3 separate regions of the Homo sapiens genome follow, and all the other regions are linked to region 1. The links are chromatin contacts, found by Hi-C or POLR2A ChIA-PET in ENCODE. All regions are on one chromosome and are shown on one strand. The core of a region is the stretch at or near the end of the contact, and the rest is flanking DNA. Distances in the headings are between cores, read along the strand shown.

Region 1 (4,793 bases), core at 1,475-3,974:
TTACTAGTTGCACCCATAGAATGCCAGAACATATTTCAAATCATATGTCTGATAAGCCTAACATCCAAATACTGTCCTGCACCAAATAAGGACATTTCAGTCATTGACTAACCACATATAAGACAATGGTCCCATAAGATCATAATACTGTATTTTTACTGTACCCTTTCTATGTTTAGATACACAAATACCATCGTGTCACAATTGCCTAAAGTATTCAGTGTAATAACATGCTATACAGGTTTGTAGACTCAGAGCAATAGGCTATACCATATAGCCTAAGTATGTTGCAGGCTATACAATCTAGGTTTCTGTAAGTACACTTTATGATGTTTGCAGGAGGACGAAATCGCCTAACAATGCGTTTCACAGAATTTTCTCCATCATTAAACAACACATGACTGCTTATATCCTATTATCGTTGGCTTTGTCCTGATCACAAGTATGAGGAAACTTTGGAGGACACCAAATTTAAATGTGAATGATGACATTAATAAATACCATTTTGGACAGGTAAGGTGGAGCAAAAAGGAGTTAAGGAAAGAAAATGGCAAGGAGAAGGGAGGAAAGAGCAGCAATAAAGACAAACCACATTTCCCTTATATGTTTACTTAGGATGCAGCTTTAACCTTTCTTTGACCATAAATTAGATCCACTATTCATGACTTTGTTTGCAAAATTACTTCCATGCCACACTTACGATGCATAGCATTGTGATTATATATAATGCTAGATGTGTCTTTTTTTACAGAGAGCTGAAAGATGTAATAATTTATTTTGTTCATGGAGAAAAGTCTTTTCTTATAGGTGCAGAGAAGGCCATTTCCCATCTAATTTTCTTATTTCAGATTAATAAAGGAGAGTATTTATATCCAAATATATATCTACAATTTAACCTAATAAGCATAGACATTGGAGTCTTTAAGATGATTTTGCCTGAGTGTCATACTTAAAAACAAAGCACAATGAAAATGGGGAAATTGGCCAGGTGAGGTGGCTCACACTTGTAATCCCAGCACTTTGGGAGGCCAAGGCGGGTGGATCACGAGGTCAAGAGTTCAAGACCAGCCTAGCCAAGAGGGTAAAACCCCGTCTCTACTAAAACTACAAAAATTAGCCAGGCGTGGTGGCAGGCATCTATAATCCCAGCTACTCGGGAGGCTGAGGCAAAAGAATCGCTTAAACCCAGGCAGCAGAAGTTGTAGTGAGCCGAAATCACGCCACTGTACTCTGGCCTGGGTAACAGAGTGAAATTCTGTGTCAAAAAAGAGAGAAAGAAAGAAAGAAAGAGAGAAAGAGAGAAAGAGAGAGAGAAAGGAAATGGGGAAATTGACATTTGTTGATTATTTCTTAGGTGCCTGGGGTCTGCCCATCCTGTAAAAGTGGCACTGACGCTACACAATCTAGTTTAATCTGTATCCCTGTATTATCAAATCAAATCATTCCTCAATCCACTAATAAGATAATCAAGCTGGTAGTTAGCTTTGTGCAAATAATATACCTTCTGCTTTACTAAATCATAGAGTTTTTAGATGAAATACATTCTGAGGAGATAGATGTGTTCATAATAGGTAGTCAAAAATAGGGTATGTTTTAAAAGGTAAAATGCTACTTTAAATACATAGGATTATTGAGAAAATTCAAAGAGATACTGTGTCCACTCAAAGCTTTTTTTAAAAAGAGAGATAATAATAAGACTATATTGATTTTATAAAATGGATGACTAAAGAGTAAAAATGAAGATTCTATAGTATTGACTCGACACAGCAGAGGAATCAAGATGGTCTCCCTGAACTCCTTTTATCTGATAATGTTCCATAGCACTTACCCCAAATCACCAAATTTTTAGCCAGTTTTTAAAAAACGAACTTTGACACTTGGCAAATTCATGAGGAAGACATGTATCCAGGTTTTATGGCCCAGCTCAACATTGGACTGTCTTGGGCCTAGCACTCTTTCGGCTCTTTAATTCTCTGAATAATGTCCGCCTATACAGCTGAGAGAAATTTGTCATCTTCTCAGTTGTTATAAGTCATCACTTTCATGCCCTACCTACAGCACATGTGAATTGTGGGGGCTTAAGGGAAAGTGCGCTTGTGCATGTCAAATTGCCTACAAGAATGGACATGGGGGTTGGAGGCAAGCCCTTTCCCACCTCTCCAAAGAGCAGCAGAGATGAGATTCCTATAGTTATTTATTGAACTTGGATTTTCAATCATTGCTGAGGTATAATCATGCCTTCTCTTGTTTTGTTTTTTTTCTTTTACAATTACAGTACTTCATTATTGCCACAGGGGGAACTGTTGGCTTAATTTTGCTTTGGAGACACTGCTGCTGAAATTATTAAGCTAATGATTTATGCCCTGTGTGATACAGCAATCTCTTGTGCTTAAAATGGTTACTATGTTTTGTTTACTGTTTATAACTACCAGTGGTTGTGCCACAAGAAACCTCTGCCAGCTTGCAGAGTTTATTTATCCCTGTGGATCTTTAGAAACCACTGATTAATATAGAAAAAATTTGAATGGTTTATATTAAAAAAATCCCATAAGCTATGAATTAAACCACTGTGCTCTGCTATATAGGAAGAAAAGTTAAGTGAGAATGAACAATGGATGTCAAAACCTACTGACTCTCATATTTGCTTCTGATTTTATCAAAGTGGAAAATATGAGTACTTTTCAGGAATACAGTGCTGTGACTCCATCAGTTTTGGGCAATGAGATCACCAGTATTTCCCCTTGGGTGCTGCACATTTTACCATATTAAGGAACCAATTTGCTTAGAGAAATGTTGCACATGTTTAAAGGCTGTTAAGTTTGATGGCTGGCAGAACTCTCCCATTTAGCCCTGAGGCTGGGCCTTCGTGAATGAAGGCTTTACAACTGGCCTGCATTTTTTGTTCTGAGGGCTTTTTGTAACCAAAAGCTTACACGGGGCAATCATAGGGCAGGGAGGGACATGGTTTGCAAGTGTTGATTTGTTTAAAATGGCAAAATGGTTCTTATACAATGTTTAAGTCTTGACACTGCTCTTTCACCAAGAGAAGCAAAGAAAATATCACTGTTGTTTTGGGCAGCTTTAGCCCAATTCCACACCTTCAGTCTTAAGCATCACTTGCTTACACTTCAAGTATACCTTCCTGCTGGTTTCTTAACCTCATCAGTTCTTTTGGCTTGGTTTTGACTTCAAACTAGTTCTCCACCTCTCTCTTTTGGACAGCTCCACATTTCTGTTCCTCCTCTGATCAGCCAGTTCTGATTATTCCCAGGGCACCTTTTCTCTATGGTCTCAAGTGATTCAGTCAAACAAAGAGTACCCTTCCCTGAGCAGACCTTGGCCATCACACACAACCAGCCATCCCAAGTACAAGACAATGCTGACATTTTTGCAACAAAGCTGAATGTAACGCTAAAACTTTTCTCAGTCAGGGATCTGTAAATGTGATGAATGTAGACAACTCTGCCTAAAAGACAGAACTTGAGCAATTCAGTTTCTAAGCAGGAAAGTGAGGGACAGACCTTAATTATGGGAACAAAACTGTCCTTATGTTTTAATTTCATAATTTGAGCATCTGTATATAGCTTTAGCCACAGATATTCCCTTTATATCAGACTTCCTGTACTAAAGTGCTGTCAGACATTTAAGAGGAAGATATGGGTAGATGGTTAAAACACCAAAGAATAATAACATCTGTTTTATTTCTCCTCAGAACCCATTAATTTTCTTCACAAAGATGCACACTTTGGACATAAAGAATATTTATGATATTACAGTGTGTGGGAGTATGGAAAACATATTAGCCAAGTGGCAACTTTAATTAAGTATACCTGCCTAATTTCATAGGGGTTTTCATTCAGTATGTGTTTTCATCTAGAGCCTTAGAACACTTCCCTCTTGTGTTAGAAAAATGAAATTAAAGAAACAGAAACTCTGATGTAATTTAATTTAAATTACATCAGAATTACACTAAATGTTTTTTGATGAATTCTGTTTAAATTTTAACACAAATTTAGAAACTAAAACCTATACAGCTTAAGTGTCTTGCAGATTATTTTTAAAAACTCAAAAAATGTAATTTAATTACAGATCTTTAAGTCACAAAATCTAAAACCAGTGTGGTATATGATTTGAAATTTCATACTAACCACAAAACAGATTAAAATATAATGCTTAATAAACATGGCAGGCAAAATATCTATGATATGTAAAATTTTATAATATGAAAAATTCTAAGCTATAGTAGATAGATACGGAGATTAGACTTCTTAGTGTTAACCAACTGAATAATTTTCAAGTATTTCCAGTGAAAAATATTGAAAAAAACTGGAAAACCAAACGCTTTTTCAGGGAAACCGGAGACCAAGAGTTAAATATATCAACAAAAACAATTGATATTATATTTTTAAACATTATGTGTGATGGTACATTTTCTGTCCACAAAATTGTAATATTGGGAATCATTTTGTGAAATTACCCTATACATAACCATATTAGGAATCTATTTGTACCCTAGCAGCCCCTCTTGTTTTTTGAAGGCTACATTCTGAGGGTTGAAGGGAGATTGTGCAGTCAAAAGTTATCAGAAACACCTCAAGATTTTAACTCAACTCCAGAACACACATAAGACTTCCTTTACAAGAAGAGTATTAAAAGTACTGCACTTACTTGGTTATTTTGGGGGATTTTAAAGTAAATAGTACATGACAGAGTAGTGATCCTACTCTAATTTGTTCATGTAACTAGCTTTTATTGAAGTATAATATGTATACAAAGAATGTACCAACCTTAAA
Region 2 (4,793 bases), core at 934-3,433, 240 kb before region 1:
CCCCTAGTTGCCTTCTCTTTCATGATAGTACTCTTGAAGCTGTGCCGATGAACTGTGCCCCAAGAAAATCTTTCTCCCATACTCAGGTTCTACTGGGCACTCCCAGCCCCAAGGGCTCCCTGGCGTGGTTTCCCCAGGGGTCTGCCTGTATCCTCATGCAGCTGCTCATTGGACACAGCCTTCACTGAGACCTCCTCAACTCCAAAAATGATGTGATATGTGTGTTTTGGTTTTGTTTTGAGGGAGAGGAGGAAAGGAGGCACAAAGAGCCTAGGACAAAGGGTGTGCTTGATCTAAAGAAACAGGGAAAGGAATACTTGAGGTCCCTGGCAAAATTTCAAAGTGAAGTTTATCCAAGCTGTCCTCTCACTCATTCCTCTACAGCCCCTGACCCTCTCCCACCTCTCTGCAGCCCTCACTTGCCCAGCTCTCCTCAGAAGTCCAGTGCCCTCCTTCCTCCTGCAATATGTCCTTCTCCTCAACTTCCCAAGGCACCAAACTTGGGAAAGCACCTTTCCCAAACTGTCCAATGCACCAGCATTCATTCTTCCTCTTTCCTTTCACATCACAAGCTTCTTCCTTTTACAGCAGCTTGGCAAGTGCTCAGAAAGCAGAATGATTAGAGTAATTCAAACAAAAATAAGAAGATTCCACTGTAACCTTCCAACGGGTTTCCTGGATCACACAATATATATTTTTAATGTATAGAATTCAAAATATTATTGGTGAAAAATTTTTATTGGTTAGCAGCAGGAAACCTGTTATTAAAAGCATTCTATGTATTTAGCCAACACTATTTTAATAGAAAGTTACATGAAATATAGAAAAGAAAAAATGCACAGCACCAGGTACAAAATCAGTGCTTAAGAAATGTTTGTTGGATTATGCGTATATTCAAATTCTCACCATTAATATCTGATGTCCTGGTGGTATAATCATGATGCATTTCTTTAACTATGAGAAAGATTAAATGTATTTAAGCCTTTTATCTTGTTTAAAATCTGTATTAGGGAACTACTATATCCAAAACACCATGCTAGGTTGTGAAAAGAGAATGATAGAAAGATGAAAAAGACATGGTGTCCACCTTAAAAAAAAAAAAAACACCTACAACATAGAAGGGAAGGCAAGCCAACGTGTAAATGACATCAAAGATTGGGATTGGTGTTGGTATGGGGGGAATAATGCTGATATTGTTCCTACCAAGAATATTTGTTCCATAGTTCCAAGCAAATATGTTCATACTGCTGACAAATGTCATTCCAGAAAAGTAGATTGATTGCTAATCAGGAATCTGTAGATTACAGCATCCAACACAGTCCATGCATGTTCACACTTCACCATTTTTCAGGTGATATTGCTGCATCTCACAATTTTTAAACTTCAAGAACATATATTGCATTTCTCACTTCCTATTTTCCATTCCATGACTGAAAGATAAAGGTTGTGGTTAAGCACAAACTCCATGTCCAGACTCAGGGAGAAAGAAAAAAAAAAAAAACTCTTAGACTAGATAACTAAGGAAAAAACATTTTCTGCAATAATTTTATATGATGAATAAGACTACAGGGTGGGTAATGTAGAATGGATAAACCAAAATGATAGAATGGATAAGCCAAAGACAATGAAAGTGAATATTTAATCTCTCTCCCTATGAGCCAGGAACTGTGCTAAATGCTTCACCTTCATCAACACTTTTCTTACTTCTCAGCAATCCTTAGACAGTGGAACTATTTTCACTTTACCAAGGAATTGGAGGCTACTAAGAGTTAAATTTTCCAAGAGAAGATAGAGAACATGTAGTTGAACTGAGATGCTAATTCAGGATTTTCTGGCAGCAAAATCCATTTTCTTAACCAGTTTCCTACATGTATTGTTCGTTTTTCCCATAGGGGTAAGGGATATACACTCATGAAAAAATGAAAATCATGAAGACAAATTTTATTTCACTTCACTTTTTTCTCAAGACTGCCATTATTTCATTTCCCCCCTACTCTATAATTCATAGCATGGCCTTTGCTTTTAGTTGATCTGAGTCACAAAATGTGCTTTGAAGTCCAAGCTTAGACAAAGTGAGATAAGGGCAGGCTCCAACCATCCTCAAAGCGTTCCCATTTTGTTTATTTTACTCACAGGCCTTGATCTTTTGATCTGTTTGTTCCTGCTTTCAGGACACTTGAGTGCTTGCTTATGGCATGTCTTCCAACTCAAATCAGCTATTCAAACCCACAAATTCCAATCTGGGCTCTTGTGAGTTAAGGTTCCCAGGTTCTTGGAAAGCCATGGGGACCTCAGATAGGGAGCAGGCAGGGCTGACTGCATGTGAGAAAATGAGGGAGTAAAAACTATTGGATTTATTATTCATCACCCCCATAAATAGGTACAATGTTTTTGTACCTTGAAAACAGTCAAAAACATTCCCTCCCTTTCAGTGTGTGTCACTTTGATCTTCTCAACAACACAGGGAGGAGTGTTATAATCTCACTTTGGTTTATAGATGAGGTAACAGACTTGGAGTGTTCACTCCATCAGTAAATAGCAAAGCTGAGGCTCAGTCTCAGATCTTCCAACCCCTAATAATATTATTTCCCAGAGAGCACACTATCACTACCTTTTAAATGCTAAATTTTATCTTCATTAAATAAGAAATGTAACCAGTTCAGTGTCAATGAGGGCAACTTAAGTAGATCAAAACTAAGACTGGGATTCCAACTCACTTACCATTTTGGTTTCTGTGACTTCTAGTCACTGACATGACAACACATGGTAGTAACTGGGTTCTAACAAGCTAAGATATAAGTCCTGTGTCTTGAGATGAATATTGTATTAGTCCATTTTCATGCTGCTGATAAAGACATACCTGAGACTGGGAAGAAAAAGAGGTTTAATTGAACTTACAGTTCCACATGGCTGGGGAGGCCTCAGAATCATGGCAGAAGGCAAAAGGCATTTCTTACATGGTGAAGGCGACAGAAAATGAGGAAGATGCAAAAGCAGAAACCCCTGATGAAATCATCAGATCTCATGAGATTTATTCACAACCACGAGAAGAGTATGGGGGACACCTCCTCCATGATTCAAATTTTCTCCCCCGGGTTCCTCCCACAACACATGGGAATTATGGGAGTACAGTTCAAGATGAGATATGGGTGGGGACACAGAGACAAAGCATATCATTCAGCCCCAGCCCCACCAAATCTCATGTCCTCACATTTCAAAACCAATTATGCCTTCCCAACAGTCCCCCAAAGTCTTAACTCATTTCAGCATTGACCCAAAAGTCCACAGTCCAAAGTCTCATCAGAGACAAGGCAAATCCCTTCTGCCTACTAGCCTGTAAAATGGAAAGCAAGCTAGTTACTTCCTAGATACAATGGGGGTACACAGGTATTGGGTAAATACAGCCATTCCAGATGGGAGAAACTGGCCATAACAAAGGGGTTTTGCAAAACAAAGGGCTCATGAAAGTCTCATGCAAGGCTCATGCAAGTCTCAAATCCAGTGGGGCAGTCAAATTTGAAAGCTCCAAAATGATCGCCCTTGACTCCAGGTCTCACATCCAGGTCAGCTGATGCAAGAGGTGGGTTCCCATGGTCTTGGGCAATTCCGCCCCTGTGGCTTTGCAGCGTGTAGCCTCCCTCCTGGCTGGTTTCACAGGCTGATGTTGAGTATCTGCAGCTTTCCCAGGTGTGCAGTGCAAGCTGCAGGTAGACCAACCATTCTGGGGTCTGGAGAACGCTGGCTCTCTTCTCACAGCTCTACTAGGCAGTGCCCCAGCAGGGACTCTGTGTGGGGGCTCCAACCCCTCATTTCCCTTCTGTACTGCTCTAGCAGAGGTTCTCTGTGAGAGCCCTACTCCTGCAGCAAACTTCTGCCTGGGCATCCAGGTGTTTCCATACATCTTCTGAAATCTAGGCAAAGGTTCCCAAAACCCAATTCTTGACTTCTGTTCACCTGCAGGCTCAAAATCATGTGGAAGCTGCCATGGCTTGAGGCTTGCACCCTCTGAAGCCTCAAACCGAGCTCTACGTTGGCGCCTTCCAGCCATGGCTGGAGCAGCTGAGACACAGGGCACCAAGTCCCTAGACTGCACACAGCATGGGGGCCCTCGGCCCTGCCAACAAGACCATTATTTCCTCCTAGACCTCTGGGTCTGTGATGGGAGAGGCTGTTGCAAAGGTCTCTGACATGCTCTGAGACATTTTTCCCATTATCTTGGGGATTAAAATTCAGCTCCTCATTACTTATGCAAATATCTGGAGCCAGCTTGAATTTCTTCTCATAAAATGGGATTTTCTTTTCTATCACATTGTCAGGCTGCAAATTTTCCAAACTTTTATATTATGCTTCCCTTTTAAAACTGAATGCCTTTAACAGCACCCAAGTCACCTCTTGAATGCTTTGCTGCTTAGAAATTTCTTCCACTAGATACCCTAAATCATCTCTCTCAAGTTCAAAGTTCCATAAATCTCTAGGGCAGGGGCCAAATGCCACCAGTCTCTTCATTAAACATAACAAGAATCACCTTTGCTCCAGTTCACAACAAGTTCCTCATATCCATCTGAGACCACCTCAGCCTGGATTTCATTGTCCATATCATTATCAGTATTTTTGTCAAAGCCATTCAACAAGTCTCTAGGAAGTTCCAAACTTTCTCACATTTTCCTGTCTGATTTCATGCTGCTGATAAAGACATACCCAAGACTGGGAAGAAAAAAGGTTTAATTGGACTTACAGTTCCATATGGCTGGGGAGCCTCAGAATCATTGTGGGAGGTGAAAGGCACTTCTTAC
Region 3 (4,793 bases), core at 911-3,410, 190 kb after region 1:
TGGTGTGTCTTAATGGTAATGACAGATATAAAATTATGTCTGTTCACCACTTAAAACTAAGTTTTTATTGCTTCTTTGCTAAGCTTTTAATAGAGCCAAACACACTAATACATTGTGGGTGGCTCAGCTTAAGAGTGATCTCACAGTATATTTGTGTTAAACCCAGAGAAATATTGCAGTGTTAATCAACTCATAAAGATGATAACTAATTTACGTTGTAGAAATCTAAGGTGTAACCCCAATTATACTTTGTTTTCCTAATTTTTTCAGAGCTAGAACTATCAGGCAACATATAAATTTATCTCCTAGATTCCTGAACTAAGCTTTCCAGGGAGCTTTCTCAGCATCTGCCTCCATGCCCTCCCTGTTCATCCTTCGTTACTCTCTCAGGAATCCCTAGTCCATTTAGGGACATGATAACTAAGGAGAGAAAGCTAAGGATACCAAACTAGCTCAACATAAATTAAAGGTATAAACTATTACCTAAAGTGAAACTTTCTAGAGGCTGCAAAAAAAAAAAAAAAATCCACTGTCTTTACTGTATTAGATACATGAGGTCCTTAAATTAATTTGGGAGTGTTTGTATCAGATAAATTAGCTAACCTCCAACTTGCTCATTTATGTGGTGTTTCTTAAGACGGTGCAGCTTAAATGGAATGCTAGTTGTGCTTTAGTCTTTTCTTTCTCACATAGCATTAGGGAGAAAACTGTTTCAATATTTCCCTCCTTTTGCCTTGCTAAGAAAGCGTTGTCCATATGAAAATAGCTTTTTCTACATAGAAGCAAGAATATTAATTTTAAACATTTACAACTATTAAGGTTTAGAGATACGATTGCTTTTCAAAGGAGGAAAGAACACAAATATGTATTTTGGACTTGGTGTGATCTAATGATAGGTGATCTGCACATACTGTCGCATCTGATTCTTGTGACAATTCTCTGAGGCTGGCATTGTTATTATACTTACCTTTTACAAATGAGTAAACTGAAGATAGTAGAGTAGCCAATTGTCAGAGCAAATGCTGGCCTGTCTTTCAAGCCCAGTATTTTCCACCAACGTTAATGTTTCAGGTTTCTACATGAAGGTTCCTTTTCTTTCAATTCAGTCAGTAATTTCATCGCTTTTTGGAATTATTTCATTTTACAGTGATTTTTTTCTATACTCAGACTAAGTTTACAAAAGTGTTTTACATATTCATTTATTTATTCAAAAAGTATTTATTACATCATATCTATTTATTATATCTCGGATATGCCAGGCACTGTGTTAAATGTTAAGGAATTCAAGGAAATAGCCTCTTTTCTACCTGTAAGTTGCCTGTATTCTGGTAAAGAAGCCAAACATGTCCCCGGATCACTGCCGTGAGACTCCGTGAGGGCGGCCGAGCGCCTGTGTAGGAAGCTAGCTCTGGCGGAACAGTGTTTCAAGTATGTCCCTATTGGATTACTGATTCTGGGAAATTCTAACCCAGCTCCTGTGCATACTCCTAAACCTCAGACTTCTGCTCTTTCCCTCATAACCCATTTTCTGCTCTACAAACTGTTAGCTTCCTTTGCCAAGGAAAGGACAGTGGTCTAGACGTCAAGGAGCCAACATTGTGGTTAGAAATCAATCTCTGTTTCCCTGGCTTTGAATTACTATATGACTTCAGGCTTCCCATTTAACCTTTGCTGGCCGTGGTTATTTATTTGCACAATACAGGTAATAGCTACCTTATGAGTTGCTGTAGGGCTTCATTAGTTAATGTTTACAACATCTTTGAAAATATAGCATGAAAGCTACTAAGTAAGCGCAAATTATTATTATTATTATTAACATTATAATCATCATCAATCTATTTCGTATATAGCCAAAGGCTGTCTGCAAGAAGTGAATCATGATGGTTCTCTACAAGCCTGGCTCCATCTTCCAGGCTTGATTGCTAGATCCAAAGGCCCGAACCCAATGACAGGCATAGCAATTTAAATAAGTTATTTCTGTGCGTGTAAAAAGACAAATCATCTCACATTCCCACTTCTTGACTCTGTTGCTAGTTGCTCAACCTTCCTCCTGATCGTCATATAATCATCTCTGTGTATATAAAACATGTAGAAACTCTCCTAGCCAACTGACAATTATCTGGATCCCCTAGACAGCCCTGACATCTTATTCCTCTATTGTGTAAAGCAGGAAACTGAGACCACAGAAAGTGAGTCATAGATTTGAGTTCAAAGTTTGAATGAGCCCACTCTTTGTTTAGCAGTTGAGACTGCGCCTATATGCACAAGCATATTTGGAAAGAGAAACTTTACATTAAGCCACATAAATATCATTTTGATTATAGTTATTTAATAGCTGATTACTAAATAATTATTCAGCCTATTTAAATTTGCTGTTTCTAAGAGTGCTGATAATGACAAAAAGGCAGTTATTTTAAATAGGGAAAAATTCATTTTTAATAATGGATTTCTCTCTGCCTAAAAAAAGTCTCTTTTGCCCTTGTTTCCTGGTCTACTCTGACATATTTTTCATAACCCACATAAAACTTTTGCTCATTTTGGAAACTTCTGTAACTCCCTTTAGACTGTGGTGAATTTCCCTCCCTTGAATGTGTGATGCCTGATTATATGATTTATTTGGTAATTATTTATTTCTCTTTGGCATATCCCATTGTTTTCATTTGCAACTTTTCAAATATCTACACAGTATCTTCTTTTTACAATTAAATTACACAGCCTTTTGTGGGTAACACAGAAGGAGTGTTCATCTTTATAATCCCTGAGATGCTTAGGTTAGATTATTGGAAGTGGGATTCAATAAACATTTGTTTCTTCTTTTTTGTTCAAATATATTTGGGAGACCATTTTATATTGCCATTGAATATGATGGAAAGCTGCTACACCCTTTCCCTCTGATCCTGGGCACATAGGTAGACTACACTTCCCAGCCTCTCTTGCAGTTGAAGTGGGCCACGTGATTGAGTTTGGTCAATGTGAATGGTAGACATCATGCATGCCACTGCCTGAACTGGCCTATTAAAATATTCAGCACAATCCTCCCTGCCTGCACATGCTCTTTACTCACTAACAAGCTGAATGGAGAGAAAACCAAAACCCGAAACAAAACCCAAGGACTTAGAGAAAGGCAAAGTCACAGATAGAAAGATCCCAAGTCCATATGCCACCACTTGGAGAAGAGCTTTCCAAGAGAATTAAGTCACCAGGAAAATCCATGGACGTCTGTTGGGTGAGTAAGAAATAAGAAATAAAATAAATCACTGAAATTTGGGGATTGTTACAGAAGCATAAATTGACTTATAAAACATCTCACAATCATCTTATCCTTAATATATTCAAAATAGAATTCTTATTTCCTTTCTTCTGTATTCCTCAAATCCAGTGCTTCAGCAAGTCTTATCCAAACTCCCTTCAAAATGTATCTCAGTACCCATCAAATCATTCAATTTCTCTCTCTTTTTCTGCATCGTCAGCATGAGTTTGCTCCTGGGCTCTGTGATAGCCTTTAAACTGCTCCTGCTGCTTCCATTCTTACCCTTCTCTCTTCAATTTACCCTCTACACATCAACCAAAACCATTTTGAAAAAACACTACTTAAACCACACCATTCCCTTATTTTAAATCCTTCAATAGCTTATCATTGCATCAAGAACAAAATCCATACTCCTAACCTTGGCCTGCAAGATCCTGCACACTCTGGCCCCAGCCTAGCTCACCACCTTATCTCAGGCTCCTTTTCCAAAAGCCTGCAAAGTCTAGTCACTTGGAATTCTTTTAGCTTCTCTCACAATCTAAAATTTTATCTCCTCCAGGATGTTCACCTTGAAGGTTGTTCTCCTTTCTCTTCACATGGCCAGCTCCTGGCTACCTTTCATATCACTGATTAGACATCCCTTCTTCAGAGAAGTTCTCTCAGATCACCATATTTAAGAAAACTATCTACCTTTTTTTATCCTTTATTGCAATATCTTGATCTTTTCCATATTAGCAATTACCAGAATTTTAAATTATACTTTTATGCAGCAGATATGAACTTCAGGTCACATGTTGAGAAGTGTACATGTAGTCCTATTTCACATAAAAGGATGAAACTTCCTTTTCTGTACTATTTCAAGACCTCATTCCATTTGTTTATTGATTAGGACATAGGTTTCAGATGCTGTAACAACAAATAAAATGAAACAGTAGCTAAAATATCTTTGTTAAATGTACTGCATCTTCTATATTAAAAGTGTATTTCTTTCTCCCTTAACTGTCAGAGGGTAAGCAGTCCATGGCTGATAAAGGCAGTTTTGAAGTGTCAAGGAAGCAGGCTCTTTTTATGTGGTCAGTCTGTCATTCTTAACATGAAGCTTCCATACCTCGGTATAAGATGCAAGATTCACTGTAATTTAGTGTGGTGGTTAAGAGCAGTGCACGGTTGAGGTAAACAGCTGGGTCGAAAGCAGCTCTTAGATGTCAATTATCATGGCCAGTGAATGCCCTTATATAAACAAGGTCGTTAATTGTTTCTAAAGGAGGTAAGATTGTGAGAAGACATGCATCCTCTTTTGATAAAAGACATGGAAAAGGATGAAAAAATGAAGAGGCTAAGTATACAGCATTGTTTGAAAACCCAGTCTTTGTTTTATCCTTCTTGATTTGGATATATAGTAAACATATTTCAAATGCTCATAAAAAGTAAATGGTTACAAAAGAAATTAAGTTAGATGTGGTTTACTTTAAAGAAAATCTCAGGAAGTAATGTAGAGGAGGGTATACTTTCAAACTCATTTTATAAGTCTAGCAGTACTCTG

What was found. A loop is a pair of places that touch in the nucleus more often than their neighbours do. ChIA-PET counts read pairs that join two places held with the same protein, here RNA polymerase II (POLR2A). Pooled maps may share reads with other maps.
Region 2: a loop to region 1 is called in a map of PC-3, with 2.8 times the contacts of the local background. The contact joins two enhancer-like sites. A Hi-C loop is called at or near these places in 2 of 168 maps with a recorded cell type or tissue (PC-3 and endothelial cell of umbilical vein), 3 of 37 single-sample maps with no recorded cell type and 9 of 50 pooled maps.
Region 3: a map of mammary epithelial cell shows a loop between it and region 1 (4-fold over the local background). The contact joins two enhancer-like sites. A Hi-C loop is called at or near these places in 4 of 168 maps with a recorded cell type or tissue (Caco-2, Calu3, IMR-90 and 1 more) and 2 of 50 pooled maps. POLR2A ChIA-PET finds 5 or more read pairs at or near these places in 1 of 52 experiments (A673).

Annotation. Positions count from the first base shown.
Region 1 is chr1:219,064,747-219,069,539 of GRCh38, reverse strand. No RefSeq gene overlaps it. Among named protein-coding and RNA genes, the nearest start is that of LYPLAL1-DT, 110 kb to the left of the region's middle. RefSeq lists a silencer at 2,927-3,127. Within about 2 kb of position 2,724, at least 5 of the 41 ENCODE cell types and tissues checked have a DNase peak (open chromatin) inside an H3K27ac peak, as active enhancers do; they include mammary epithelial cell, where a contact is called at or near this core.
Region 2 is chr1:219,307,846-219,312,638 of GRCh38, reverse strand. It overlaps a transcript of LYPLAL1 not described here. Among named protein-coding and RNA genes, the nearest start is that of LYPLAL1, 140 kb to the right of the region's middle. Within about 2 kb of position 2,183, at least 2 of the 41 ENCODE cell types and tissues checked have a DNase peak (open chromatin) inside an H3K27ac peak, as active enhancers do.
Region 3 is chr1:218,871,803-218,876,595 of GRCh38, reverse strand. It overlaps the pseudogene NXNP1. Among named protein-coding and RNA genes, the nearest start is that of LINC01710, 44 kb to the left of the region's middle. Within about 2 kb of position 2,160, at least 3 of the 41 ENCODE cell types and tissues checked have a DNase peak (open chromatin) inside an H3K27ac peak, as active enhancers do; they include mammary epithelial cell, where a contact is called at or near this core.